Regions from separate parts of the Mus musculus genome. Here all the other regions are linked to region 2. Evidence: chromatin loops called from intact Hi-C (ENCODE). Cell type or tissue: gastrocnemius. All regions are shown on one strand. Each heading gives the region's core, and the rest is flanking DNA. Links, peaks and the distances in the headings are about the cores only. Region 1 has its middle 11 kb from the start of Gm41286. Region 2 overlaps Ankrd33b (ankyrin repeat domain 33B). Region 3 overlaps Ropn1l (ropporin 1-like). Region 4 holds the start of Cct5 (chaperonin containing Tcp1, subunit 5 (epsilon)). Region 5 holds the start of Ankrd33b (ankyrin repeat domain 33B).

Region 1 (5,787 bases), core at 384-5,383, 100 kb before region 2:
TCTGTGGCTATTGTCTTTACTTCAAACCTGCACATCGATCCCAGCTCATTAAAAATGTAGAATTTGCCTGTCATGAGTCACGCATGCACTGAAGTCAGTAGACTGTTCTAGAACATCCCACAGTGCCAACTCACAAGTTCTTTTCTCACTCACTTTCTGGTCGCTGAAACAAAGTTTTTACACAGGAGAGCAAATGTTTGTTTGGGCTTACAGTTTCAGGGCTCATTCGAGTCACTATGGTAGGAGTGACAGTGGCCAGGAAGGAACTGGAGAGATCTAAGGAGAAATGGGAGGAGAGGGGGTGGGGGACATAAGGGTCCAGAGTCCCAACATATTTTCAGAGCATGCCCCCCACATAACTACTTCCCCCCAGTTCTTTGAGGGGCACAAATCATGTCAGAGCCATAGCACTAGGCTAGAGAACACAGCTTCCATCCTCAGTGGGCTTTACAGAATGACAGGTTGCTCTTAGAGCACAACTTGGAATCTGACCACTTGTTTGTTTGTTTGTTTGTTTGTTGTTTGTTTTTTGTTTGGTTTGTTAGTATTCCGTGGGGGATCAGGGGATCCTCAAGGAAAATAAAGATGGTGTCACAGGGCAAAGGGCAGGCAGAAGGAAGAAGCGAGTGTCCAGGGATATGTTGTTTTCTCTACTGATGTCTGTAGATAGCTCTGCCACCCAGAAGCTCAGTGAGGAACAGGCAGAAGGTTCAGAGGGTCAAGACACTTGTTACCAAGCCTGACAGCCTGAGTTTGACTCCTGGAACCCACGTGGTGGAAGAAGAGCCCAGACTCCTGAGTTGTCCCCTGACCTCCACACACATGCTGAGGTATGGGAACACACATGCACACAATCAATCAATAAATATAACATTAAATAATGTTTAAATCAGCACGAGGAACATTGAGTCTCCTTGCATAGTTGAACGGTTTCTCTTTCTTGGTATCTGACTTGCAAGCCTAGAGCAGTCCATTTAGATGACAGTAGTGGAAGCATCTATTAAAGTCCAGCTGGCCTGTCAGAGGGTGTGGTGGTGTTAAAGAGTTGTCCCCATACTCTTGGGCATTCAGACACTGGGCCCCTGGTTCACAGCAATATTTGGATAGGTTTAGGAGTTATGGACTTGCTGGAGGACACGTGTCACGGGGGGGCAGGTTTTGCAATTTCAAAGATGTGTGCCTTTCCCAGTGTGTTCTGGATTCTTGCTATCAGTTCAAGTCTGACTCCCACATGATTACCACGAAGGAGAAACATGTATAATGGAGTAGAAAAGAGAACACATTAGCTTGGTATCCCATTCGTGAGTCATGTATCCTACACTCATCATCTAATACTGCCAATACTGGCCTCCTTTCTAAGTAGTTAGACTTATACCCATTTTCTCAGCTATGTGTATACATTACAGGCTAGGCTCTGCCTATGAGGGAGAGCATGGGATTTTTGTCTTTCTGAGTGTAGGTCACCTCACTTACGTTATCCTTCCTAGGTCCACTCATTCCTCCTAGCAGTTTCACGACTTCATTGTTTTTCATAGTTGAGTATACACAGTTGGGTGCTATCCCAATGTGTACATGTACATTTCTATTATCTATTCATCTCTTGATGGATATCTTTCTGGTTCCATTTCTTGCTCTTGTTACTACAGCAGCAATAAACATGAATGTGCCAATACCTCTACAGTAGGGTATGGAATGGCTGTGTCCATGTGGTAGTTCTGTTTTTAACTTTTTTGAGCAATCTCCAAACTGACTTCTGTATTTCTGTAGTAGTGGGTACTCCCAGCACCAATAAGTAAAGGTTTCTTCCCCTCCATACCCTCTCTGTCATTTGTTGTCAGACTTCTTGACAATAGCCATTTTGACTGGAGTTAGCTGGTATCTCAAAATAGCTCCAAGAAGCAGCAGGTGAGACTGCCTTGCCTTAAAAGTTCTCTGCATAGCAGAAGAAATGATCAGTAGAACCCACAGCCTAGGATAGGAGTCTCTTGATATCTGTACTTCAGACAGAGGGCTAACAGGCAGAACAAACAGCCCTAGCCCAAACATGAAGGGAACAATACTACAGATCAACAAAGGAGCAAATGCAAAACACGAAGAAGTAAAAATAGCCAATAACTATTCTTCAAAGTGTTCAACATCCCTAGTAGTCAGGGCAATGCAAACTGTTCCATTGGTTGACCTGTTTTCAATGCCAAGACCAGGCTAGCATCGACCCTACAGCACTGTAATACAACTTGAAGTCAGGTTTTGTGATACCTCTAGCTGCAATCTTTCTCTTTAGGATTGCTTGGGCTGGTCAGGATTTTCCTTTAAAATTATCAATGGAATTATTATTATTACTGGTTTTTTGAGACAGGATTTCTCTGTGTAGCCCTGGCTGTCCTAGCTCTTGCTCTGTAGACCAGGCTGGCTTTGAACTCACAAGATCCACCTGCCTCTGCCTTCTAAGTGCTGGGATTAAAAGTGTGTGCCACAATTGCCCAGCTGGAATTATTGTTTTTACTTTTTTTTATTTTATTATTAATGTATTATTTGCTTTTATTTTTATTTTTCCCAATGTGGTAAAATGTTGCTGCAGTTCACTTACATTTTATAAAAATTAAGTTTTTAAGTAATAAATATACTGAAAAAAAACTGTTGAAAATGTGGCTTAAAAGATGTTTTGAAAAAAAAAAACTTTGCCAGATTCTACTGTTTTAGAAATACTAGCGGGCTGGAGAGATGGCTCAGTGGTTAAGAGCACTGACTGCTCTTCCGAAGGTCCTGAGTTCAAATCCCAGCAACCACATGGTGGCTTACAACCATCTGTAATGAGATCTGATGCCCTCTTCTGGTGTGTCTGAAGACAGCTACAGTGTACTTATTTATAATAATAAATAAAATATTTTATTAAAAAAGAGAAATACTAGCATATGCATGATGCTATGCTAGTATGATGTCAAGTGAGCAGAGATTGAAGCAGTTCAGTGTTGCCTCTATACAAATTGCTCAGCATCCTTCCACTTCTGAAAAGATTTTTTTTTTAGGTCTGTTTTCTTTTTCTTCTTCTTCTCCTTCTCCTTCTTCTTCTTTTTTTTTTTTTTTAGTTTTTAAATTGTGTGTCTGTGTGTGCCGCGCGCATATGTGGGCTTGCATACGTGCAGTTGGCCATGGCGGCCAGCAGAGGGCATCATATCCCACGGAGATGGAGCTGTGAACTGCCTGTTGTGGGTGTCAGGAACTAAGTCTAGTCCTCTGCAAAAGGAGTAAGTATTCCTTTTGAAACCTACTGAACCGTCTCCAGCCACTGCCTTCTGACGATTTTTTTTTTAACTCCACCTTTACTACAGCACCGTATGTTCACAGACACTGAGTTCACAAGCCTCCAGGTGAGTTTGAAGGCTCTGTGAATATTATTAATCAGAGACATTCTGGGTTGCAAAACTGCTTTAACTAGAGGCTCCCAGGCTGACGATGAAGCGATGAAAACAGAGGCAGCTGATTGCCTGACTCACACGGAATAGTGCAGCTGCCCAGCTGCAGCGGCATCCAGAGGGAGCAAGGGGCGGGAAGAGCCCAGCAGGAACCTGCACCTTTGAAGATCAAGGGCAGGAGCTCTGTTTCCACTGAGGAAACGCGGGGCTTGGAGCTACATTGAGAGGCTAAGATGCTGACTCCACCATGGCAGCCACTGAAAGACTTCCAGGATGGGGATCTTTTAGAACCTTTTTAGTGACAAATGACAAATCAAGTTCAAAGCAGTTCAGACTGAGAGCAGAATGATGTAGGACTCCGCGGAGCTCCAAGTCTGGGGCCTTTAGGACTGGAACAGGCTTCAGAAGGAAGTGAAGACTTCCTCAGGCTCCGACTTTGATCTGGGGCTTGTCTGAGGTGGGCACTGCTCCTTCCGCCGGTGTTCAGGAAACCTCTGAATAGTAGAAAATCAGGCTGGTACAGCCTGAGACGGGGTGTACTTACTGAGTTTACAAATCCCTCAGACTCCATTCGGACTCAACGTGAGCAGCTCCACAGAGCACGAGTGGGCTAGCTTCAGCCACATGTGCACACTGGAGCAATCAGTCCTGTCAGGAACAAGTATGCCATGACACAGGCGGGCCTGGATCACATGACTGCCGTGCGACTTGGGTGGAGTGATGGAGCGGGCGATGGCATGCTGTGAGGAGAAGCCCTGCTCTACCCAGAACAGAACTTCTCTACAGGAAAGGGAAGTGTTCTTTCTTTTTTGAGAACAACAGATATGGCCGTGGGGAGGGCCTGGCCCAGATGGTCTGCAGCGATTACTCGGCAGGCAGCCAGGTGAGACTGCCCTGGTGCTGGGCGAGCCTACGAAAGCCTGAGAAATGTTTCTCAACTTGGCTTAAGACAAGCACTCCTACCCCACCCTGAGCAAGGGTAACAGCTCAAGCCTTCTCAGAATATGTGAGACCCAAAATAGACAAAGCTTCAGGAAGATAAATAAACCAAAAGAGCACTGCTCGACTTCCAAACTACAGGGTTTGTTCCTAGGCAGCCCGCACTCTCCTGCTGGGAGAGAAAAGAGCAGGGCTCTGTGGAGGGATGAGGGGAGAGGCAGACTCTGCAGCTATCTCTGTAAGCTCCTCCCCCTGTGGTGGGTCCAAGGGGTCTTAGCGGGGGTGGGGGGTGGGGGAGGATGCAGATCGATTTTGCAGGCGTGGAGTAGAGTTTAGAGTCAACCAGGCTGGAGGACAGACAAGATAAAAATCCGTCAGCCAGGAGCATGGACGCCAGCAAGATGGCCGACCCACATGGTTACAGTGAGACTCACAGGGGAGGGGGTGGGTGAGCCAGCCTGGCAGGGAGATCTGCTTGAGCCTGGGCCAGTCCTAGCTCTTGAGTTCACACTGTGGACACACAGAGAACTTGTGTTGGAGCCATAGGAGGTGAGAGCATATCTTCTTTCAGTTGGTTCTGGGATCTCACTTATCCCAGTGGGGGTCCCACTTTGGGTGCCTGAGAGAGTGGAGGGGAACAGGCTTCCTTGTGGACCCACATGCCGGCTTAAGCTAGCAATGAGGATGGACACTGGTTCCTCCCCATCCCCTGTTTCCCATGCCAAACAATGCTTTAGTTGCTGGAGACTGTAGCTGGTCCTTAGATGACCAAGATTCTGTCGCCATTCTCATGGAGATTTTGCTCTAGACTTCCTAGACATCTCTGGTCTTTGTAATCTTCACTGAAAGAATTCATATGAGGTCCACGGGGAACTTGGGGCTTGCGACAACACAAAGCAAAGGCTTAGACAATGGACAGATACACCACTGTGCCTGCCTACATTTTAGGGCGTCATTAAACTATTTCTTAAAATCCCTAAAACAGACAGCTTTTCTGAAGACTCTTTTCCTGTCCAGGTGATTGACAGACCCATTTGTTATTTAAATGAGAGGGCAGGAGTATACCATTGCTCTCTACTTGAATTCTTTGGCCCGATAGTCATCTTAGAAGGTTTCTTTAGCTATTAATGACCTAAGTATTCAGAACGTAGTGTCTTTCCTCGGGGGCCAGAAACATTACTCAGGACCTTTTCCTCTGACCAGGGATGTTACTGCAGCAACACGTCACGAGAAGAACATTTCTTACTTTCTAGAAGACTGGAACTTTTGCTGGACCTCACAGCTAGAGTTAATAACACACCTTAAGGTCACTCATGGCTTAAGATTGCTATCCTACTGTGTGCCTGTCTGTTTCAACTGCTTTTAAGAGAACTTGCTCTGGATTTCCCATGTAAGCAGCTTTTACAATTTAAGCCAATGCCTAGCTCTAATCTTA
Region 2 (5,787 bases), core at 233-5,232:
GGGCAACCTCAGCTGAGTCCACATTGTCACCTTGGAGGGCTGGGACCTGATACTGACCCATTCAGTTATGAAAAACAGAAACAAACTAACCAGACACCAACAGAGCAAACAAAACCGCACAAAGCAGCAACAAGGAAACCCTCAACGTTTTCATTTCAGCTACAATTTTGGGTTGGGCCACATTGGCAGCTGTTCTTGGCCACATATGGCCGGAGGTCTGTTAAGACAGCCCTGCCGAGGCAACGGTAATTAGTGCCTGATGTCTGCATAGGGTTTCTTGGATTTAAAAAGAGAACCTATTTTCTGTTCTTTCCTTTTTGTTTTGTTCTAATGGTGTTTTTTTTTTTTTCCTCTTTCTCTGGCTTCTGTTGTTGCCCCCTGCTTGCCAGTTTGCTCATCCACCCTGTATGTGGCTGGATTGTTTGTGCCCATTCCCTATCTACCCCCACCACTGCCCACCCCCACCAGCCAGGCTCCCACCTGCTTCTGGCTGCCCAGGCTTCCAGCTCAGCAAATTGCATAGGGAGGAGGTATGCACATCTGTTAAAATGTAAATTGAAAAGCGTTTCCTTGGTGCTTGGGGACAATCCCAGGGCCTCTCATGTACTTACTATGAGCAAACCCTCTACTTCTGACATCCCTGGCACCCCTCTTTTGTCTTAATTGTCTCAGCCTGATGAAGTTTTTTTCCTAGTTTGTTTGGAAATGTCAGAAGCAACCTTAGCCCCATGGCAAGTTGCGTTCACAGACTGGCTCCTGCATCTGTAGAACCTGCCCTGCTTAATCCACCCACTGTTTAGTACAGAGCTGGTTAAAGCACCGAGTGCCAGACCCTCTGCTAGGCGTTCCTGTTCTAACAGTCTGAACCTGTCACCAAGTATCAGGGAAGCTAGTGTGCTCATCAGGGGACCCACTGTGAGGTTCTGGGTCTCAAGTTCTCCTGGCAGATGTCATGGGGGAACCCCTCAGGAGCTACCCCAGCAGCAGTACTGCTGATCCCCATGAGATGGCTTTAGAGGGGCACAAAGGCACCGTGAGTTCACGTGGAAAAACAGAAAAGTGAGGTGGTTGGTTTTCCAGGGAGGCCACAGCCCTCATATCAGCTGGATTTCTTAATTTCAACCATTGTCTAGAAATTGCTGCTTGCAGTAAAGTCACTACAACTTGTGTGAGAGAGACCACCTTCCCTCCTTTAACACTGTTTTACTAGTCTGCACTCAGCAGGTCCCCAAGTAGCCATGGCAACCATGCCACCCAATGTCAGACTTTACACCAGCATTCTTTATTCTCTGACCTTTGCAACCTTAAAGCCTGTCCCTGGTGACAGGCCTCCTCCAACATGGCCATGCCTCCTCCAACCTGGCCATGCCTCCTCCAACCTGGCCATGCCTCCTCCAACATGGCCATGCCTCCTCCAACATGGCCACGCCTCCTCCAACCTGGCCACGCCTCCTCCAACCTGGCCATGCCTCCTCCAACCTGGCCACGCCTCCTCCAACCTGGCCATGCCTCCTCCAACCTGGCCATGCCTCCTCCAACCTGGCCATGCCTCCTCCAACATTGCCATGCCTCCTCCAACCTGGCCATGCCTCCTCCAATAGGCCACACCTCCAATCCTTCCCAAACAGGTCTACTAACTGGAGTCCAGCATTCAAATATATGAGCCAATGGGGGCCATTCTTATTAGAACCACCATAAATGGCTAGGATAATGCTGTTGAGGTTGTGGTTTTAATCTTTTCCCCCCTTGACTTGACTAGGAACATTTTCTGTGAGACTCTTGCAGTTGTGCCTGGCCCTCACAGCATCTAGGTTCACTTCTGTCTCTCACCTAGATGTCTAGTGTGGAGCTGGAGCAATGGCTAGATTTAATTGGCAACTTTACACAACCTAGAATCACCTAAGAGTCTCTGAAGGATGGTCTAAATTATCCTGACTTTGAGCATGTCTTGGGGGGGGGTGTTGTTTTGATTACATTAATTGATATAGGAAGACACTGCCCACTGTGGGTGGCACTGTTACCCCACTCCCAAGTCTGGGTTCTGGGTGTTTAGAAAAGGTAAGCTGAGTAGCAAGTGTGTATCCATTCTCTCTGCTCCTGACTGTGGATGTGATGTGAGTAGCTGGTTGAACTCCTGCCTCAGTTTCCCCGCGGTGATGGACTGTGACCTGGAATTCTAAGCTGAATAAACCCTTTCTCCCCTAAACTGCCTCTTTTTCAGGGCATTTTATCACAGGAATAGAAATGAAAGTAAAACAGATTGGGTCATGGCTGCTGTGAGCTCCTTGATGTGGGGACCCACTGTAAGGGCAGTGGGTGCTGGGAACCGAACTTAGGTTCTCTGAGAGAGAGGAGTATGCTCTTAACTCTGAGCCATCCAGTCACCTCGTCAGTCCTATTTAAAAAAGGCTTCCTTTGTTATTTTAAAATGCTGTGTGTGTGTGTGTGTGTGTGTGTGTGTGTGTGTGTCTGTGTGTGTGTGTGTGTGTGTGTGTGTGTGTGTGTGTGTGTGTGAGAGAGAGAGAGAGAGAGAGAGAGAGAGAGAGAGAGAGAAAGGGTGTGTGTCTGTGTTCATGCACTTGTGAGTCCAGGCCAAGCCCTTCATTTTTAAAACAATAGTTTTATTACTTCCAATCATCAGGATCTTGTTTTACTTTGAGTTTTAGGAAGGGCTTGTTTTCTCCTCTCCCTCCTCCTTCCCTCTCCTCCTTCCCTCTTCTATTGTTTTAAAGAAAAGATTAGAATTTGGCAAGCCTTTGGTTTCCTAACCCTGCCTGCTCTTCCACTAAACTACAGAGCTCTAGCACACTAACTGCAACTCAGTCAGGCAGAGCGGGCTCAGACACTGCTCTCCCTCCCCTCCCTTTCCTCTCCTTCCCTCCCCTTCCTCCCCTTCCCTCCTCTTTCTTCCCTTTCCCTCCTCTTCTCCACCTTTGCTGCCCAACTCTGGCTTTTCCCCTCTTCTAATAGGGATTCCCCGGGTATCCCAGCACGCCTACTGGGGTACTGCATTTCCAAAGCCAACAGCTCCCTCTACTGGCCCGATTTGGAGAACTACACTGAGTCAGACAAGACCCTGGAAAACCAAATCCTCTAACACTGAGCATCTTCCTAATGCTGGAACCCTTTGACATAGTTCCTCATGTTGTAGTGACCCAAAACCATAAAATTATTTTCGTTGCTACTTCATAACAGTAATTTTGCTACTGCTATGAATCATAATGAAATATCTGATATGCAGGGTATCTGCCGTGTGATCCTGTGGGAAGGGTTGAGACCCAGAGGCTGGGACCGCTGCTGTGTTTCCATTTCTCCCCCCTTTCTTATTATTAGATATTTCCCACAGTTTCCATTTCGAATTCAGCTTTGCACAGATAAAGGAAGACCTTTTTCATCTGTCCCTGTTTTTAGTGACAGGAAGACCCTTAGCCGTAAGGGTCTTGTGCTTGTGACAATGTTGAACGAGTTGGTGATTGCTTACTTCGTGGCCATTTAATTTTAAACGATGGGATCATGGTTTATTATTAAGGATCTGCTAAGGGAGCGTCTCTGGATTCACCGAGCCTGGAGTCTGCGGCAAGTTAGAGGGCTCTGGCTCACCTTAGCACACTGCGGGTCAGGGTGCAAATGCTGATGCCAAAACCAGAGGATGAATATTGGAAGGGATAGTGCATCAGGTAGTCAGATGAAGGGAGGCTGGGTGATCTCGGTAGGGTGTATACAGGGCCCATAGGTTAATAGAGGAGCTGTAGCCACAAAGGTACTTACATAGCAGTGTTTATGGTGGCATTATCCATAACAGCTAAGTTATAGAACACACCTAGGTGCCCAGCAGCTGGAATGTATGAGGACATATGGTATGTGGACATAACAGATTTTTTTTTCAGCCATAAAGAAGGAAGTAAGTTACATTAGTTGCAGGAAAATGGATACATATGGAGACAAAAGTTTCCAAAAAGACAAATATTCTATGTTTTTTCGTTTGTTTGTTTGTGTTTCCTTATTCTATACAACTATATGATCATGTACCCACACATACACAACACCAAAGAGAAGTAAAACTGTCTAAGTCAGCAGTTCTCAACCTGTGGGGCGTGGCCCCTTTGGGGGGGGTCACACGAGCCTTTCACAGGGATAGCATATCAATATCCTGTATATCAGATATTATGATACGTAGCAATAGCAAGACTAAAGTTACGAAGTAGCAATGAAATAAAGATATGGTTTCAGGTCACCACAACATGAGGGTCAGCATTGAGAAGGTTGAGAGTCACTGGTCTAGGGAAGAGCAGAGACAAATGAGCATGGGTGGGTGAAGAGTGGAGGCATGAGCAAGAGTCTGCCCAATGTGCCATGTGAGTGTGTGTATGGATGTGAGTGTGTGACTGTATGTGTGAGTGTGTGTGTGTGAGTGTATGTGTAAAAGGTTGCCCAGGCTGAAGAGATGATGACTCAGCGGTTAAGAGCACTGACTGCTCTTCCAGAGATCCTGAGTTCAATTCCCAGCAACCACAACCACAACCCACATGGTGGCTCACAACCATCTGTAATGGGATCTGATGCACTCTCCTGGTGTGTCTGAAGACAGGTGCAGTGTACTCATATAAATAAAAATAAATAAATAAAACTTAAAAAAAGAAAAAACCCTCAAAGCAAACCATAATACAAAGGAGAGCTGTGAGGTCACCAGGTGAAGGACAAAGGCTCTGGTTGGGGGACAGATATTTTGCTTAGTGCTCTCTTAATTTTTTTTATGTTGCCTTATAATTTCTAAGTTATTCCACTCTGCATTCTCCTTCTAATCTTGTTCTCCCCTCCAGCTTGATGTGACAAAGCCTTACTCCCAATGTTCTCTCTCCAGTGTTATGATTTCCAATGTTATGCCTGCCAAAGTATCTTTCCTAGTCTTTTGTAACTTTTCTAGGAGAATAAATCACATGTTTTTTTTCAAGCATTCTTTTTTTTTTTTTTACAAAAGCTCACATTATTTTTGTAACATTATTTTTGCTGGGAGAGGTGGCTTAGTTGTTAAAATCTCTAGAAGTTCAAACATAAATTCAAATCATAAATTGAATAAGAAGTTTAAAACAGAGGATGTTTACATGCATATCCATTAAGAGTAATTAGCTCTCCAGGTTCATGGAGAGTTAAAGACCATAATTTTTGTGACTAAGTTATAAGTGAAGTTTGTGTAGATAAACCCAATCAATATTTTATCTTTTGTCCTTGCACCTATAGTAAATCATTATCTCCCTTTTTATGGCCTTTGGTTAATGGTTTTACAACCTCTTGGAATGTGCTCTAAGTTGGAGATGCCTGCTTGTTATCTCAGAAGCAATTAATTCTTGACACTTGAAGACTGGCAGAGTTCTCATTGCAGTTTTGACATCAGAAAGGACTTAATAGCAGTCCTATTATGAAAGAGCTTAATAATTACTAATATAATTTTAGGAATTCTTACAGGATCATCTATAAGACAGTACATCTTCATCATTCTGCAGACATATCTGCTCAAAAGGGTAGGTTAATACCTAGTAATAAATATATATATAAAACAACAACAATAGGAAAAGCATATTAATAGCAGGAATCTTTCTTAAAATGAAATTCTTCTTGGCCTTGCCTAGAGAAGCCATTCTCTCATTAACTTTGACAGTCCATGGCAGAACCATCTCAGGAAGATCACCGTCTAGTTTTTAGCTTCTCCTAGATAGCTCCTGGCATTGGAGATTGGCAGTCTTATGCACATGCAGGAGATGGGGGAGGGCTTGGGATGGAGCACAGATG
Region 3 (5,787 bases), core at 321-5,320, 130 kb before region 2:
ATCCCCAGCTGAGCTGAGGAGGAGCTGATTTTCCTGCTCAGGGATTGGTGGCTTTTTTCCCACCCCCTTTTCCCTGCATCAGGCCCATGGGTCAGGGTGGAAAGTCCTTCCCTGCTGAAGCTAATTTTTGCTGAGGCGCCATCTCTGTGGGGCTGCTGCAGGGTGGGGCTGGAGAGGAGGTGCTGCCTCTGTGGACAGCTCCTGAGAGATAGCTCCTGCAGTGGTGTTTCACCAAGGCAGAAGGCTGAGGCAAGAAAAAAGGTGTCACTACCCTCAGGCACCCTCAGGCACAGCTCCTCAGGACCTGAGTAGGTGGCAGCAGGAAAGGTACAGTCACCGTGGACAGCTCTTCAGGGGTAGCTCCTGCTCTGGTAGGGAAGGTGATGAACCCCCAGTCCCTGAGCCTCCCAAGCTCAGGACTTGAAATCCCATCAACCCTCAATCTGGAAATGTCGTGCAGATCCTGTGACAACTGCAGGCTGAGGAGATGTGGCGGTGCTGCCATTTTTGACAGGAGCCACCATTTTTAACAGCTTCTACAGGGCCATTTTGCCATTGGCAGCCTTGCCACTGAGTGGTGACACCTAGAGCACAATGGGCCAGCAAACCCCAAGAACTGGACCCCAGATTCTAAAGTCTATGCCACCACACCCAGCTTTTAGGTGGGTGTTTGAGTGGCAAGCTCTTTCCCCACTGAACCACCCTGTAGCCTCTTCTCTTTTGAAATGATGCTAAGATCCACCTAGCTGCCCTTCCTGCCATGCCCTTCCCCTGCCTGGGTCCCTGCCCAACTCTCCTTCTATGATGGTCACTTGTTGTGAGTTATGTCTTCAGAAGCATCTTTCTGGTTTCCTGGGATGTCGACATACACTGAGTGTGTCATATTGTGTTTTCTAAACAGTGTAGCCACAAGCAATATGTGGAGTTAGCAGATCTTGAGAAGAAGTGGAAAAATTTGTGCCTGCCAGTAGAAAAGCTCAGAACGATCCTGGAGCTGGATCCATGTGAGGACAAAATAGAGTGGATCAAGTTTTTAGCGCTCGGATGCAGCTCCCTGGGCAGGGTACGTACCTACAGATGGCCTCTTAGTATTGTTATGTCATGATCTGTGTGGTTACATGTCAGAAAACGTGCTGATTATAGTATTAACTAATGTTGTTTCCCCGGACTTCAGTTATGTGATTCAAAACCACAATTCCAACGATGTTAAGAGTAGAGAAAACGTGGATGCACTTGGAATGTATTTCGGTTTTCAAATGGGGTCTACCAATGAGTTCTTTTATCGGACAATGTAATTTTGAAAGCTGGTAACAGTTTTCTTTGTCTGTGGTAAGAAACATAAAATTCCATGACATTTTGACTTATAATCCAGTATTAATAACTAGTAGATGTAGTGTAATGCTACTGTCACTACAATATAACTCCAACAATTGAGGAATAAGAGAGCATGATGGTGATTGCATGGTTCTTCAAAAGGAGAAGCAGGCTTTTTCCCCCCTGTCTGGATACATATTTTATATTGCTTCTTCAATCTTTACAGTTCTGAGTACAAAACTGTACATAACTCATAATCCTTCATGGTTCATTCTTTTTTGTTTTGTTTTGTTTTTTGAGACAGGGTTTCTCTGTATAGCCCTGGCTGTCCTGGAACTCACTTTGTAGACCAGGCTGGCCTCGGACTCAGAAATCCACCTGCCTCTGCCTCCCGAGTGCTGGGATTAAAGGCGTGCGCCACCACGCCCGGCTCATGGTTCATTCTTTAACAGTAGGGTGCTGGATCTCCTGTTAGTCTCTAGATGGAGAACTGTCTCTAACTCAGGCCCTCTGGGAGGGCAGTGAATGCTCTCAACCACTGAGCGAGCTCCTGTCCCTTCTTCCTATAATGTCTATCCATGTGTGAGTTCCTTTTTTCTTTGTGAAGAGTGACTGCGTCCAACGGCACTGAGATGTTGACAGTAAACCCCCAGCTGCAGTGCCCTCTTCCGTGCCATCCTGCCAGCCATCTCTCTGCTTCCTCTGGTTCTTTGCCTTAAACTCATGCTTTCCCAGAAGCCCTGAGAAGCACACCCCCAGAGCTGGTCCTGTATGATGGGGCAGCTAAACAGCTGTATCCTAGAACTTCATCCCGAGTGGTGTTGCGGTGCCTTTGCTGTAGCTCATGCATGGCCTTGGTTGGCCTTGGTTGGCCTTGGTTGGCCTTGGTTGGCCTTGGTTGGCCAGGTGACTGAATCTTCTGTAGCTTGGGCTCAGGCAGAGAAAACCCTGTCCCTTCAGAGAAGGCAAGTGTCAGGCTGGTGGCCTCACAGGGGCTGTGCTGCCCAGGGACCTATTCCTTGGAAAGACCAGCAAGGCAAACGTGATCTTTAGAGAAACTCTGTCAGGTTGCTCCTCAGGAACTCTGAAGTTAGCATTACATTAGCATAGAATTAATATCTAACATTCGGGGTTAGTGCTGACAGTTTATGCCTCTAAAAATAAGTGTGGCAATTTGCTCTTAACAAGAAAGAACAGGATAATTCATGATTTTGGGTTCATCTAAGTCATAAAAACAAGTCCAAGCTATGTACAGCAAGCAACACTAGGTGGTGCCATTTTGTAAAGGAAGGCCCTTCGTCTGCCATGGTTACGTCAAAACTGAGGTCCTGTTTTATTCCATGCTACTTTGTTGTTAGCAAACAAATGTGCACCAAAGAGCACACTGGTCACACTGGTCCTGTCCCCTAGCCTAAGTCTTCTTTGGCACTGACCGTGTAGCTTGAGTCTCTTAGGTGCCCAGTACCACATAGGCTCTGTTTCATGTTTCAGCATGGGCTGTGTGGGCAGGGAGGTACCCGAGCCCAGCAGAGCCGCTAGCTAGTACACTGACAGCACGGCTGCCTGTGCAGATCCACTTGTGGAGCCTGCGTTGCAGGGGGATCGGTGGCCTGGACATGCACAAGCACACAGGAGGGATGGCAAGGGAGTTCTGGATTTCTGCATTCTAAAAACTGCATCCAAAAGGAGAAATGAAGAAGTGAGCTGGTAGGTGTGTTGGATGCCCTTATTGCTATCCCATCGCCTGTCAGGAAACAAGAAAAGGGTACAAAGACAGATACTGGCTCACGGCTTGAGATGCTGCACCATCGTGGCAGGCAAGGCATGGTGGCTTCCGTGGCATTTCTAGCGCAAAGTAAGTCCTCTCAGAAACCCACTTCCGGTAGCAGGAGAAGATGGCGGTCTCCACAGGAGTTAAAGTTCCTCGTAATTTTCGCTTGTTGGAAGAACTTGAAGAAGGACAAAAAGGAGTAGGTGATGGTACTGTTAGCTGGGGCCTTGAAGATGATGAAGACATGACACTTACAAGGTGGACAGGCATGATTATTGGGCCACCAAGGACAAACTATGAAAACAGAATATATAGCCTGAAAGTAGAATGTGGATCTAAATACCCAGAAGCTCCTCCATCAGTTAGATTTGTAACAAAAATTAATATGAATGGGATCAATAATTCCAGTGGAATGGTGGATGCACGGAGCATACCAGTATTAGCAAAATGGCAAAATTCCTATAGCATTAAAGTCATACTTCAAGAGCTAAGACGTCTTATGATGTCCAAAGAAAATATGAAGCTTCCACAGCCTCCAGAAGGACAGACGTACAACAACTAACTTTAGTGGATCTCAAACTTGTCTTAAATCAGCAACCTTCTCCTCATGTTAATGTCTTGATTAAATATCACCATGCACAACACCCACACAATAAGTAAAAGAATTGCAGCTTGTAAACATGACCTGGACAGTTGTAAGAATATATTTAATATATGTACACCTATTATGTTTTCAGGTAACAAGAGACGTGCAGCACAATTTTTCTTTCTATTAAAGCACTGTCATTTAAACATGAACCTGAAGTACTCAAAATGGAGTTCAGGCTTTCAAGACAAAAGCATGACAAAAGAGTGTCATGTGGCCATGGAAACATTTGTTTTTCTGGAAAGTAAAGTCTCAAGAAGGAAGAACAGAAATGGCATGCTTTATCATATTTAGAGCTGCAGTTGGAATTGTTTAAAGTAGCAGATACAATGACTAGTCAACAATTGTGTTAATTCTTGAAGCGGTGTGGGTGCTGACTACTATTAGTACAAACATAGGTTCAGGATTGTTTTGATACCTGTATTTATAATAAAAGGTGTTGGGGTTTTGAATTTCTGTTAAAAGCTGTTCCCGTTTGTTACATGTAACAGACATAATAATTTGTTTACAGTCTTTGTTTAGTAAAACATGCTTAGATGTTTTAAGTGAAGTCAACAAAAAGGAAATAGGTGTATGGATATGTGATTTTGAGATGAAAGTTAGTCTTAAAATGTAAATAAAATATGGAATGTGTCTTAAAAAAAAAAAAAAAAAAAAAAGAAACCCACTTCCTCTAGCTCAGTCCCCTCCTAACGGTCCCAGAAGCTCCCAAAATGGCACCAACAGCTGAGGATCAAGTGCCATGCAAGAACGGGGTGGTGGCTTATTGCCTGTTCTTGATGTGTCCCCTGGACGCTGCAGAACTGGCACCTAGACCATTCTAAGCTCTGCATTTGTTGGTTTCTGCCCACCCTATGCTCGTGTGCCTTCAAACTTCTCTCAGGAGCCATTATAATCAAACTAATTGAGGTTCACTGGAGGAACAAAACAAAAATGGCTGTCTACCAATGGAAAGTCCAAATCCAGTAGGTATTCAGTCCATAAAGTTGGCTGTTTCCACTGGTCTTCACTATACTGTAGAATCCAAAAGAAGTAGGCTCTAATGCCATTGAAGGAACAGGCTTGCCAGCTAGAGCAAGAGCAAGCAGGCAGAGAGAGGCCCAGCTTTCCTCTTCCATATCCTCCTGTAGGCTTCCAGCTGAAGGTGGTGTCTTCCCACCTCAAAAGATCCGGATTAAAAGCCAGTATTCTCACTTCAAATGATTTAATTAAGAAGAAGAAAACTTCCTCAGAGTCATACCCAACACTTAGGTTTTAGTTAATTCCAGATATGGTCAAGCTGACAACAGCCACCACATCACCCAAAGCAACTTTAAATCTTCAAATCCTGGGATGTCTGCAGCTAGCAGCAAGCTCATTGTTGTGACTTATGCTGGTTAGTTTACATCAGCTTAATGCCAGCTACAGTCACTTTGGGCAAGGGAACCTCACCTGAGAAAAGGCCCTCACTAGATTGGCCCCTCGTGCAGTTTCTCAATGACAGATATGGGAGGGCCACCTCACTGTGGCAGTGCCATCCCTGGACTGGTGGTTCCTACATGCTATAAGAAAGCAAACTGAGCAAGCTGTGGGGTGCAGGCCTTGGAAGGAGCATGCAAGCTTGTAACTCTTCATGCCTTTGTGTCAATAGCTGCCTCCAGGTCCCCCACCCTGGCCCTGACTCCTTTGGAATGTAAGCAAAACAAAAGAAATCTTTTCCTCCAAGTTTCTTTTTTTCTTTTCTTTTCTTTTTTTTTTTTTTTTTTTTTTTTTTTTTTTTTGGTTTTTGGAGACAGGGTTTCTCTGTATAGCCCTGGCTATCCTGGAACTCACTTTGTAGACCAGGCCGGCCTCGAACTCAGAAATCCGCCTGCCTCTGCCTCCTGAGTGCTGGGATTAAAGGCGTGTGCCACCATGCCCAGCTTCCTCCAAGTTTCTTTTGATCATGTTTTAATCACAGCATAGAAACCCTAGCTAAGACATTATGCTATCTCAGAAGAGTAGAAAGGAAAGGAATTTGGTTCCCGTATATCTTTTAGGTAGAAATCTATTATAGACTTTTTTCTTTTTCAACAAG
Region 4 (5,787 bases), core at 407-5,406, 290 kb before region 2:
AGAGTGTGTGAGTGTGTGAGAGTATTCAAGTGTGTGTATGAGAGTGTGGAGGGTGTGTGAGAGTGTGTGTGTGTGTGTGTGTGTGTGAGAGAGAGAGAGAGAGAGTGTATGTGTGTGTGTATGTGTTCGAGTGTGTGTATGAGTGTTAGTGTGTGTACATGTGTGTGCATGCACGCACGTGTGTGTGTGTGTGAGAGAGTGTGTGAGTGTGTGAGAGTATTCAAGTGTGTGTATGAGAGTGTGGAGGGTGTGTGAGAGTGTGTGTGTGTGTGTGTGAGAGAGAGAGAGAGAGAGAGAGAGAGAGAGTGTATGTGTGTGTGTATGTGTTCGAGTGTGTGTATGAGTGTTAGTGTGTGTACATGTGTGTGCATGCACGCACGTGTGTGTGTGTGAGAGAGTGTGTGAGTGTGTGAGAGTGTTCAAGTGTATGTATGAGAGTGTGGAGGGTGTGTGAGAGTGTGTTTTGTGTGTGTGTGTGTGTCCCCACAGAGGCCAGAACAGGGTATCAGATTCTCTGGAGTTGGAGTCTCAGGTGACTGTGGCTGCCTGACATTGTTAATGGGAACCAACCTTGAGTCCTCTGTAAGAGCAGCAAGTATTCTTAACCCCTGAGCAACCTCTCCAGCCCCACTAATCCCTTCTAAAGGACAAGTTCACTGAATGCTGTATAAAATTCTACAATGACTTCTAAATCCCACTGGCAAAATTAAAGTGATTTGGGAAAGTTCTTCAATACTAAAGAAAGATTAAAATCTTTCCAATGTACTGACTTAGTGTGTCTAGGACTCTCGTAATTAATGTGTTATCTTAGTATCCATTATTGCAAGTTTTAATCATAAAACTCCACATTTTAATAGTCTGATCAAAGAAAGCGTCAGCTTGGAAACCCAGTGTTTTTAGGCTTTACTAGGACAGAATTAATACAAATACAATTTGTCCATTTAATGTGTACAGTTCAACGGGTTTTAGTATAAGTGTGTGTGAGCCTCATCAGTCAATTATAGAAGATTTTTACTGCCCAAGAACTCCTCTATCCTTCAGCTGTCTTCTCCCCATCCACCCTCTGCCACCCACCCTAAGTACCACTACGTTTAGTCTCTACTTCCTCAACTTCGGACTTACACTAATTGTCTTCAAAGGTGACTTATATCAACTAGCTTGCAAAGGCCAGGGAGAGCTCAGTGGGCAGAGTGCTTGCTGTTCAGATTCCCAGCACCCATGGAAAAGACAGGCGCAACCACAGCACTGGAAGGTGATGACAAATCCCAGAAGCTGGCTGTCAAGCCAGCCTCGCAAAAACAGGCAAGGTCGGTGAGTGACCATCCCAAAAAAATTAAGTGGACTACAACAGAAATACCTACATCAAACTGTGGCCTACATGAGTACACATATGGAACTCCTGCACACACACAGGACCATGCAAATATACACATAAATATGCACACACATACAGTATGTGGTCTCTCACCATCTTACTACACTTAAAATGATATCCTCTGGATTCATCCATGTTGCTCCTAACCAGTACCTTACAGATGAACCTAAGTATTATTATTTAAATAAGAATTTTTTCTGGGGGGCTGGCGAGATGGCTCAGCCGGTAAGAGCACTGACTGCTCTTCCAAAGATCCCGAGTTCAAATTCCAGCAACCACATGGTGGCTCACAACCACCAGTAATCAGATCTGACACCCTCTTCTGGTGCATCCAAAGTCAGCTACAGTGTACTTATGTATAATAATAAATAAATCCCTTTTTTAAAAAAAGAAAGAATTCTTTCTGTCATAGACAGATCATACTGTATCAATTTGGGCTACGACAGTTAAACACAAATCAGATGGCCCAAGGTCTGCCTCACCTGTAGACACATGCACAAAGCCAGAAGGTAGACAATAATGACGCCCCGGTCTCCAGGGTCTCCCAGCTGGCCTTTGAGTTGTAGAAACCAACTGAGGCAAAGACGTGTCAGCCTATGTATGAGCATCTGAAGGAATACAGGGGAAAGGAAACTAGGAATCTGAACTGAGGGCAAAAGCATCGAACCACTGGGCCCGTGCAAGCAAGAAGAGTGGGAGCGGAGCAGCCGCCTGACTGGAAGGCGGTCTGTGACCCACGTGGGAATCTGCTCGCTCCTGCACCACGTGGGACCGAGACCTAGCACAAGCGGTCAGGCTTGGCAACAAGCGCCTTTACTTGCCGTGCCATCCTTGAAGTCTTTCTTGAACCTAGCTTGATGTCCACCAACAGTGGAATGGATACAGTGTGGTGTACATACACACAGAGCTTTATTCAACTGTAAACTAATGACTCAGAACCATCATGTTTTCGCTCAGATGCAGAATCTTGTTGTATACAAGTGTGTGTGCTGTGTTGAGAGGGAAGACCAGGAGGAGAGAGGATAATGAGGACAGCTTATAGGTCAATGGCAAGGTACAATTACATATATATATATGAATGAAAATGTCACAATGAAACCTTGTTTGTGTTAACTTTAAAAACCTTGTCCTGACATAATGTCAATCTGTGTCATGTAACAGCACAGACCTGAAAGCTAGCCTACTGTCATACAGGTTATATGCACTCTAATTTTGAGTACCTAATAAAAACAGACAATACGGCAGGGACAGTTTCTGTTCTGTGGGGTACGAGTGGAGAGACTGGAAACTCGTCACAAATAAATCCGAGCTTATAAAATGAATCGTGATTTCTGGCAGACGTACCGTGCAGTTACCCTTACGGGGTATCTTTCTAACAGCAAAACGCTGAGAACAAGAGACTCTGAGCACCAGCCGGTGCTACTTTGTCTCCACCTACAGTACACGCGCGGGGAAGGCCCAGGATCTGTGTAACCTGGGAAGTTAAGGACAAATACTATGTGCTGACGACCAGGCACGTCCAGCAACCTTGTGAAGTAGGCATTATCATTATTATTATTATTATTGTTTTTGTTGCTATTATTTTGTCATTATTGTTGTTGTTATTGCTGTTATTATTGTTATTATTATTATTATTATTATTATCTTTGCAGACAAGAAAACAAAGCTACAGGCTCAATAGCTTCCAAGCAGCAGCTCGTCCACCGCAGGGTGGATTCCAGCCGACCTAGGATCGGGCTGAGCAGTGAGTCTTGTGCACGGAGGTGCGGACAGCAGCCCCCAGCAAGCACTGTGGTAGCCACGACCGGCGCGGGACGGAGAGCACCGCAGCCACGCGCGCCCGATCCCCACAAGCGCCCGCGCCACAGACAACTATATCGCCCGCCGCCAGGCCGGTCAAACCTCACCTACTCGCTCCATCGCGCGTTCCGGGGAGACCGGAAGTGGAATCTACCAACGTCTTAGAGCCCGGGCGGCAATCAAAGAAAAGAAAAATATCTTAAGGAAATAAGCTCCCCGCTGCAACTCTGGATTCAAAAACTTTGAAAACTTAAATCCTTGAATCAGTGACTACATTATGTCTAGTATTAGCATTTGTGTGCTAGACGTCGCCTTCTAAGTTTCGAACACCCCCCCCCTCGGTTCGTGGAAAACGGACGTTCCCAACAGCGGCCGATTCCAGAAGCTACTCTGCGGCGTAAAAAAAGTCACTGTTGAAAAGTAAGTCGCGGGGTCTGCACTGCGCATGCGCGGGATTCTGCGTCCTCTCGCGAGAGGGAGGTGCGGTGTGTCTCTCTTCCCGAGTGGTCCCCGCTGGTTACTGGAGGAGCGCTCGTTCTAGTTCGTCCACCATGGCGTCCGTGGGGACCCTCGCCTTCGATGAGTATGGGCGCCCCTTTCTCATTATCAAGGACCAAGATCGCAAGTCCCGTCTCATGGGGCTTGAGGCCCTCAAGGTAACGGCCCGGAACGCGAAGCCGCGGGATGAAGGGAGTGGGCCGGAGCGCTTGTGCGCCTGCGCTGGCGAGAGAGCAGCTCGGCCATGTGCTGGCCCGAAAGCTCGAGAATCTCCGGTGCCGGGGAGCCCCTTTGGGCTCTAGGGTCACATCCCCGCTCTGGCTGCGGGAGAGGGCGTAGAGGCCTTCGTCCCACGGTGGGGTAGGGAGAGCGATCCGCCGCTTCAGAGCTGGGTGGGGTCGCATCCCCAGCTCACCGGGCGGGCGAGCAGGCCTGCGCCGGTGCATCTGTAACATCTGTAAGTCGCTTGTCCCTTAGAAGCGGGGCTGTCCCGAAAGGGAGAAAACTAGTGAGAAACGTGCACAGGACAGACCGAATGGCTGCTTGTAGGAAAGGGACCGTAAAGTCCCTTGGGCCAGAAAACGCATGGTGGTGACTTTTGGAGTGGAAGGAGAGAGTTTCAGTGGAGCACAGTTGGCCGCAATTGAGGATAGTTTCCTAAAGGGAAACAAAGAAGTTACCCTGAGGGAAGGCAGAGCCGAAGTGTTGAGTCGGAAGGCATGTCTCACAGAAGGAGAGGAATAAGAAAGGCTACCCAAGAGCCGGTGCTAGGCCCCCAGAGGAGAAAGGAGTGACAGTCACTGGTGTTGCCACAAAAAGCTCAGAGGAAGGAGGGAGCCCCATTTTAGGTTGTATTGTGCCAGTCGTGCCTCCAGGTTTGAGGTGCCCTGGTTGACCTGGTGTTAGGGAAATCCCTCGGTGAGTTCTCTATCAAACCGAATTTCTGACAGGTGTTTTGGAGTGGCTGCAGAAGTGGACATAGCAACTGAGGCCTGGTAGATGCTTGGTTCTCTTTGCCTTCAGCTTGTGCGCGTTGTGTGTTGACTTGTGTACTGGCTAGTTTTGTGTCGACTTGTGTACTGGCTGGTTTTCTGTCAACTTGACACAGGATGGAATTATCACAGAGAAAGGAGCTTCAGTTGGGGAAGTACCTCCACGAAATCCAGCTGTGGGGCATTTTCTCAATTAGTGATCAAGGGGGAAAGACCCCTTGTGGGTGGTGCCATCTCTGGGCTGGTAGTCTTGATTCTATAAGAGAGCAGGCTGAGCAAGCCAGGGGAAGCAAGCCAATAAGTAACATCCCTCCATGGCCTCTGCATCAGCTCCTGCTTCCTGACTTGCTTGAGTTCCAGTCCTGACTTCCTTTGGTGATTAACAGCAATGTGGAAAGTGTATTCTGAATAAATTCTTTCCTCCCCAATTTGTGTCTTTGTCATGATGTTTTGTGCAGGTATAGAAACCCTGACTAAGACAACTTCAACCCCCTTTTTTTTTCCTGTTTCTGGGGACGTGCCAATAACAAAATTCCAACAGACAGAAAATTGACCAGTATAACTCATGTTAACAGTCCTGTTGTGCCAGCCGTTTGTGTTAACCAGATGGACTATTGCATGTGGTCCTCACTCAGGATGGGTCCTGCTTACAGAATTAGATTCTTTAGGGACAGAGTCATAGAGAAATTGCCGAGTAGAGAAGGGTCATGACTTATTCCACTTCCACCTGAGTCAAAGCTAGGTCCAGAGCCGTGAGGTTCCCCTTGGCGTTAGACCAGAGCATCTGTGGTTGGAGGCCTGTCTTGTGTATAGTGTTGGGCTGGTTCTTTGGCCTCTGCTAGTACATACCAGTTTAGCCAACCAAAAATAAGTCCTGGTGTCCAGTATCTTTGGGCACCCCAAGAGACATTTCCCTGTGATGTCTCTTGAGAAACTATGTTACCAATACATACTTTCAGGTTACATTTTAAGAGCACCAGAGTTTGCAAAGACCAAATGTACTTGCTTTGTCACCTGTCTTGGTGACAAGAGAAGTTAATGAACGTGTACTTGCACAGCTCTGAAAATGCCCAGTATTTCTGTGCTTGCAGAAGTTTATCTATCTGCATCTTGGGGTTCAGA
Region 5 (5,787 bases), core at 450-5,449, 50 kb before region 2:
TTGCTGGGATTAAAGGCTTGTGCCATCACTGCCTGCCGGCTCCAGTGCCCATTTGGAGTATACTGCACGAGGTTTCCCACTATGCCCTTTGGCTTGCCCACCCACATCCAGGTCCTTGTGTCTTGTCTCCAGGATCTTAGTCGTGTTCCCCTTTGGGCCTCCCACGGGCTGACGTGCCTGGTAGGCTCGCTGTCAGGATGGGTAGAAATGAAGAGGAGGCAGTGGGGTGAGAGAGAAGTGAGGGGTTTCTTGCTGCCTCATGAGACACAGCTGGGATATACAAGTTTTCCTCTAGAACAGGGCCATGCCACCTCCTCCTCTTTATAGTGAGGGGGGCTCCAAGTGATAAATTCATCCACACACTTCCGACAACTCAACATGGCCAGTAATCTCGATTTCCGAAATGTTTGTTTCTAGTCCTGGGATCAAAGCTGGTCGGTCTCCAGCCTTCTCTGGTTCATCTTCCATGACCCGTTACCACCCTCTCCCCTCTGCCAAGTGACAATAGTCAGGAGTTGGGGAGAGTAGAGCCCTCTCACGGCTCTGACCAGGTGCTGTCTCTCTTCACCCCGTCATCCTCCCTGCGGTTCCTGATCACTTTTCCATCTCCCTAAGATTTTTTTCCTATCAACCTGCCAGTCACAGCCGGCTTGGGTGACTTGGAGACTCTGCAGACCCTGTCTTCCTTTCAAGTTAGCCCCTCTCTCCCCAAATCAGCCTCGGGTCCTTATTTGGATCAGGATCGTCACTAGGACAGGTTCTCCCCAAGATGGAATTTCCTCCTAAGTGGACAGCTCCACCATTCGCCCCGAGCGGACGCTTTTCCACTCTCCAAGAGAGTTTTCAGGGAGTCCCAGGACTGCAACTGGTCAGAACTAGGACTGCCCGAGAGGTGACGGTCTTGCGGCTGCCCCTCTCCTTCGGCCCTGGGGCGGATTACGGTCCTCAGTGGGGAGTGGGAAAGGGGCGAGCCTCCTGGTGCGGGTACTTTCCGACGCTGGAAACTTGCTTAGCCTTTGGCGTCTCCGGACTCCATCTCCGCCCGGGCCCCCAGGGAGCAGCCCTTGGCGGGGCGGGGCGCCTGCTGTCCCTCACGCTAGCTTTCAGCCTCTCGAGTTACAGCTTCAGGATCTCCCGAACAAGCCTTTCCCTGCTCGGGACAAAGTGGCCGTGTGGTGGTGGCACGGTTTGGAGAGGATCTCTGATGCTCCCGGGACTCTAACCGGGAAGGCGCCCCGCCCGCTGCCTCGCTTTCACCCCGCCCGGCGGGGCAGGGAAAGCCCCCGGCGGCTCCTCCCACCCAAGGGGCTTTTCTCCAGTCGCCAGTGACTTTGCACCGGGAGCGCAGCCGCCTGGAGCTGCTTTCTGCCAGGCTGGAGCGCGCGGGGCTCCTGCTCTTCTGCGAACGCAGGGGCCAAGGGTCGGTGACCTCCGGGCGCGCCCCGTTTTCGTGTCCCCTAATTCGAGCCCCAGCCCCCGGCCCGCGCCTTGGCCTCCAGCATGGTGCTGCTGGCTGGGCCCGGGCCGGAGGGCGGCGGGACACGCTGCTTGTCCCCGCAGTCGCCGACGCCACCCCGTAGCGAGCAGACAGGAGAAGACCCAGCGGACTACGAGGAGTACGAAGACTTCTCTAGTCTGCCGGACACCCGCAGCATCGCATCGGACGATTCCTTCTACCCTCCCGGAGGCGAGGAAGAGTACGGCTCGGTGAGCGCGGAGAGCGTCCCGGAGGGCGTCCCTGAGGCGGCGACCCTCCTGCGCGCCGCCTGCGCCAACGACGTGGGGTTGCTGCGGGCGCTAGTGCGGCGCGGGCCGAGTTCCGAGGAGGTACGGGAGACTGACCGCAACGGCCGGGTAAGTCCCGACAGGGTTTGGGTTCCCTCCGCTCTTCTCCCTTGCCCGCATTTCCTTGTCACTCCAATCCTGGATCAACTGCCGCTCAGAGCACCCTTTCCTTCCTGTGAGGCAATTGGGACCCCATTTGCCGAGCGGGCAGAGATGGTCCAGCCCGGCTTCCTACTTCATCCAGGACCCTTTACCGCCCCGGTATCCCCGAATTCTCCCCAGAGGAAGAATTCTCCGCGCTGGAAATGTGGTGACATCTGAGATGTGTGTGTGTGTGTGTGTGTGTGTGTGTGTGTGTGTGTGTGTGTGGTGTCCCTTCCACTCAGTGCCCCTCTGACTGTTACCTTTCCCCAGGCACCAGGTAGGCAATGGTCTCTACTCACTTTCAGGGGACATTTTCCTACCCCCATCCGCATTTGTCCGCTCTGCCTCTCCCGCTGTCTTTGCCTAACACGTTGGATTAGGATTTGGAAGCTACAGTTCCTTTCATTACCTAAACCGCCCTGGCTTTTTACGTGCTTTTCCTAGTGGCCCGCGCGGCGACCAGCCAGCTTTATGTGCGGTCACCGCTCGGGTCGAAGCCAATGAGCCTTCACAGCCACGCTTCAGGCAGGCCGGGTGCTGCGCAGCTCAGTAGGGGCACACTCCAGGGTCAGCACGCGGGGAAGTAAGGAGGCAGTCTCCGTTTATTACGCCAAGATTCAGAGATAGTAAGAAAGTTTAAAAAAAAAGTTGGAGAGCTGTTTCCACTGACTAGTAAATGGGAAAGTGACCGCTGTGGCCGTGTCCCCATTAGTCTCTGCTGGGCGGACAAACAACCTCACCTGATTTCCATGTTCCCAGAGGCCCCGTGGTTTTTTTGCAGACTCAGCTTTGAACAAATTAGGGACGCCCGTGCTTCTGCTTGGGAGTCACAGCTGACGGAAAATATGGTGACCCCGTGCCTTTGGCTTATCCTGGGGGCTGTATATGCGCAATGTTTTGTGCCTGATTGCAGTCTGGGTCAGGCTTAGGCAAGGGTGAAGCCAGGGTGTCACTTTCTGCTTTCGATAACCCGACATTGAACTTGGAGGAATGTTTTGTGCTTGTGATGTGACAGGGAGATGGGTCTGGTGAGGTCAGCACCACCTTGGTGCCCGCGGTGGCTGTTCCAGCTGGCATGCAGCGGGAGGAGAGGCTCAGGGGGCTATTGCTCTGCTCCACTTTCAGTTTAAGTAAGCGACTTTTCTGGGTTAGGCGCTGGCGTTAGAAACCTCCCCCTTCCTGAGCAAGCCTTGTCTGCTTGGAAGCGTACACCTGTGAGTGGCCGTTGGCCGTCCAGCTTTATTATACTTTCCGGAGAGAGGAAAAAAAATCCCAAACGAGCAACCACGTTTGAAAACAGCAAGGGAAATTGAGAACGAGTTAAACCGTGCACAGTGCACAGCAGGCTTGTGAGTGACAGAATGAATTCCAGAACCCCTGGGAAGCCCCTCCCAGGCCCTGAGGCTCTGGAGGACAGGTAGCAGCCTCCCTCTGCTCTTGTTTGTCTTCTGTGTAGCTCACCTGAAACGACAGTCCCTGCTGTGTGGTTTGTGGGCCTGAAACACCGTCCTGCCCCAGAGTCTGGAGAAGTCCCGTACATATGACCATCGCTTACTGTCTGTCTCCTCATTTCTCTAATTTGTTGTGAAGAGATTATAGTCTGATCTTGCACCCAAGCTTTCTCTTGCTGTTTTTCTCTTCCCTTGATTGTGAAGATAGAGTCTGAAGGGCCTTTGTTGTTCTGCTTTGAGTCTCTACCTCTTTGCACCCATCAGATGTCCCTGGGGACCCCTGAGGGAAGAGTCCTGCCTCGGCTTTTTTATCTCTGGGTCCCAGGGCCAGGCCTGTGTTCTGTGTGTCCTGCGGGGACTTAGGGAGTGAGGTGGTATGTGGCAGAAGACATTCTGGTCAGGCAGGTGGGGAACCAAGGGATGGTGGCAGGTGGGGAATGGTTTGATTGTGACCTGGAGTGGAGAGGAGGGCCCGGGGGAGCTAAGGCTAGAGAGGTCCACTCAGGCCAGGTGACACTGTCTCTAGCTGGGAATTGGGAGTAAAGGAGTGTCAGTTGGTCAGTGCCAGTCTGTAGTTCTTCAGTATGTCTTCCGATGACTGTCTTCCATGGCTGGCTTTTTCACCACCTGGAGGTTTCTGTTTTAAGGATACTTTCTCTCGGAGGCCTTTCTACCATCTCCCATCTAAGCCCAGAGCTGGCTAAGGGTAGTCCATCTGTTGAGTCTGGGGTGGGGGTGGGGGTGGGGGTGGGGGTGGGGGTGGGTTGGGGGTGGGGCTGAGATTGTCAGTAGTGTGGTCACTTGGAAGCAGGTATCCTTAGAGCACAAGGAAGAGACTTTAGGCAGAGAGGCGAAAGTCCAAAGGTCCTGAAGCAGGAGCAGTGCTCCAGGTTCGTCTTGCTTTGTCTTAATGAAAATCTTAGAGGCAGGCCCCAGAGCTTTGGTGGAATAATAGTGGGGGTGATTGCGCGACACAGCAGGTGACTGCTGATGGGCAACTCTGCTCAGGGACAGCTTTCCAGGAGCCTCTAAAGCAGTGTTTCTCAACCTGTGGGTCGTGACCCCAGTGGGGAGGTGTCGGACACCCTTTTACAGGGGTCACATATCAGATATCCTGCATATCAGACATTTGTTACTATAATTCATAGCAGTAGCAAAATTGCAGTTATGAAGTAGCAATAAAATAACGTTACGGTTGGGGGTGGAGGAACACCATACCATAAAGGGTCGCAGCATTAGGAAGGTTGAGGACCCCAGCTCCATAGGCTTTTGAATGTTGCTGCTGCGCTGAATAGCTCACTTCTTAATAGGGAAGCAGTCCAGCCTGAGCCACAGATAGCTCAGAGGGACCACGTGTGGGAACTAGAGGATGTGGCTGACTGAGCATCTTTGCTTCTGAAACATTGTTCTGGAAGGATCTCAGGATTCACTGTGCAACGTTTAAGTATTTGTTACATCATTTTCCTGTAACTCCGAACATATGCTCTCCCCGTGTTTTTAGGTGCAGGTGGTCTGGTTCCTCTCCTTAAAGGATGGTCCCTCCAGGAAGTCTTTCCCTAACTTTTTTCTTTGCATGTCAGGATGTCGGGCTTACTCCTTCAGTCCTGGTGGCTCTCCCTTAGTTGACAGCGAAACGGAAGACACATTTGTGGCACCTAAATTTGTCGTGGAACGGTAGTCAGTTTGCATGTCGGACACCTGGTCAAGCTGAAGGCCTCTGTGTGCTGAAATCCCAGGATGTTTTCCAAAGTCACTGTTCACAGCAAACCCCACCAACGTGGGGTGCCTCCCCCCACGAAAGGCTTACAGCTCAGTTTCACAGATACTCGGGTGTGAACACTTTACCTTGAAATACAATTGAGGCATCTGTTGCCTATTTTTTAAATGAAGGAGTTATGAATGTAGAGATCGTGTCTTCCCAAAGTAAGATCACAGTGTTGGAATTCATGCACAGCCCTCTGTCCTCCCATGCCTCCGTTTGTATGGCCTGTGTGAGCATGGAGTTAGGCTGATTCACAGAGAACTCTTGGGTCTTGGCCTTGAACCTCCAGTGTTGGCCAAGGGTCAGAGTACACAGGGAGAGGTTCACCTTGCAATTTGGGACAATGTGTTCAGTTCATGTGTTTTCTCACTCCTTAATCGTGCATTCCCTCTGCCCCTCCCCCATCCTGCCATCAAGATGTGTGTGTGTGTGTGTGTGTGTGTGTGTGTATTCTCACCACAGTGCTTGTGTGGATGTCAGAGGTCCCCACCGTACACCTTTGAGTCAGGGTCTCTTATTTTGCTTCTGCCTATGTTAGGATGACCCACAAGCTTTCAGAGGTTTTCCTGTGTCTGCCTTCCATCTTGCAGTAGAAACACTGGGACTACAGGACTGGAATACAGGCACCCACACAGTGCAGCACCT

What was found. Peaks named below come from ENCODE experiments on the same cell type or tissue, not always from the same donor. Only the 100,000 strongest peaks of a DNase experiment are listed, where the experiment ranks them.
Region 1: a loop joins it to region 2, with 11 times the contacts of the local background. A loop is called at or near these places in 26 of 42 quality-filtered maps.
Region 3: a loop joins it to region 2, with 8 times the contacts of the local background. A loop is called at or near these places in 24 of 42 quality-filtered maps.
Region 4: it touches region 2 in a loop (4-fold over the local background); 5 of 42 quality-filtered maps call a loop at or near these places.
Region 5: it touches region 2 in a loop (2.8-fold over the local background); 12 of 42 quality-filtered maps call a loop at or near these places.

The regions. Positions count from the first base shown.
Region 1 is chr15:31,416,618-31,422,404 of GRCm38, reverse strand. No RefSeq gene overlaps it. Among named protein-coding and RNA genes, the nearest start is that of Gm41286, 11 kb to the right of the region's middle. In gastrocnemius, for the core only: a CTCF peak has its summit at 3,165 (motif pointing right); DNase peaks (open chromatin) are centred at 3,163, 4,265, 4,573 and 4,788; H3K4me3 peaks cover 1,266 bases; H3K27ac peaks cover 1,591 bases.
Region 2 is chr15:31,313,074-31,318,860 of GRCm38, reverse strand. The region is part of intron 2 of Ankrd33b (ankyrin repeat domain 33B); the gene reads left to right. Among named protein-coding and RNA genes, the nearest start is that of Ankrd33b, 52 kb to the left of the region's middle. In gastrocnemius, for the core only: a CTCF peak has its summit at 3,049 (motif pointing left); DNase peaks (open chromatin) are centred at 448 and 3,023.
Region 3 is chr15:31,444,240-31,450,026 of GRCm38, reverse strand. It overlaps Ropn1l (ropporin 1-like), which reads left to right. Exons shown (of 5, transcript NM_145852.2): 3 at 902-1,063. It also overlaps the pseudogene Gm6361. Among named protein-coding and RNA genes, the nearest start is that of Gm49208, 6.5 kb to the left of the region's middle. In gastrocnemius, for the core only: a CTCF peak has its summit at 2,581 (motif pointing right); DNase peaks (open chromatin) are centred at 2,645 and 2,822; H3K4me3 peaks cover 280 bases; H3K27ac peaks cover 335 bases.
Region 4 is chr15:31,599,645-31,605,431 of GRCm38, reverse strand. Cct5 (chaperonin containing Tcp1, subunit 5 (epsilon)) reads left to right here and starts at 3,586. Exons shown (of 11, transcript NM_007637.3): 1 at 3,586-3,831. The coding sequence starts at 3,727. Atpsckmt (ATP synthase C subunit lysine N-methyltransferase) reads right to left here and starts at 3,316. Exons shown (of 5, transcript NM_026546.3): 1 at 3,283-3,316. The coding sequence starts at 3,295. In gastrocnemius, for the core only: a CTCF peak has its summit at 2,812; DNase peaks (open chromatin) are centred at 2,056, 2,809, 3,265 and 3,635; H3K4me3 peaks cover 3,039 bases; H3K27ac peaks cover 2,470 bases.
Region 5 is chr15:31,363,106-31,368,892 of GRCm38, reverse strand. It overlaps Ankrd33b (ankyrin repeat domain 33B), which reads left to right and starts at 1,134. Exons shown (of 4, transcript NM_001164441.1): 1 at 1,134-1,854. The coding sequence starts at 1,501. In gastrocnemius, for the core only: no CTCF peak of the experiment used is centred there; DNase peaks (open chromatin) are centred at 1,379, 2,022, 2,443, 3,016 and 1 more place; H3K4me3 peaks cover 3,609 bases; H3K27ac peaks cover 3,761 bases.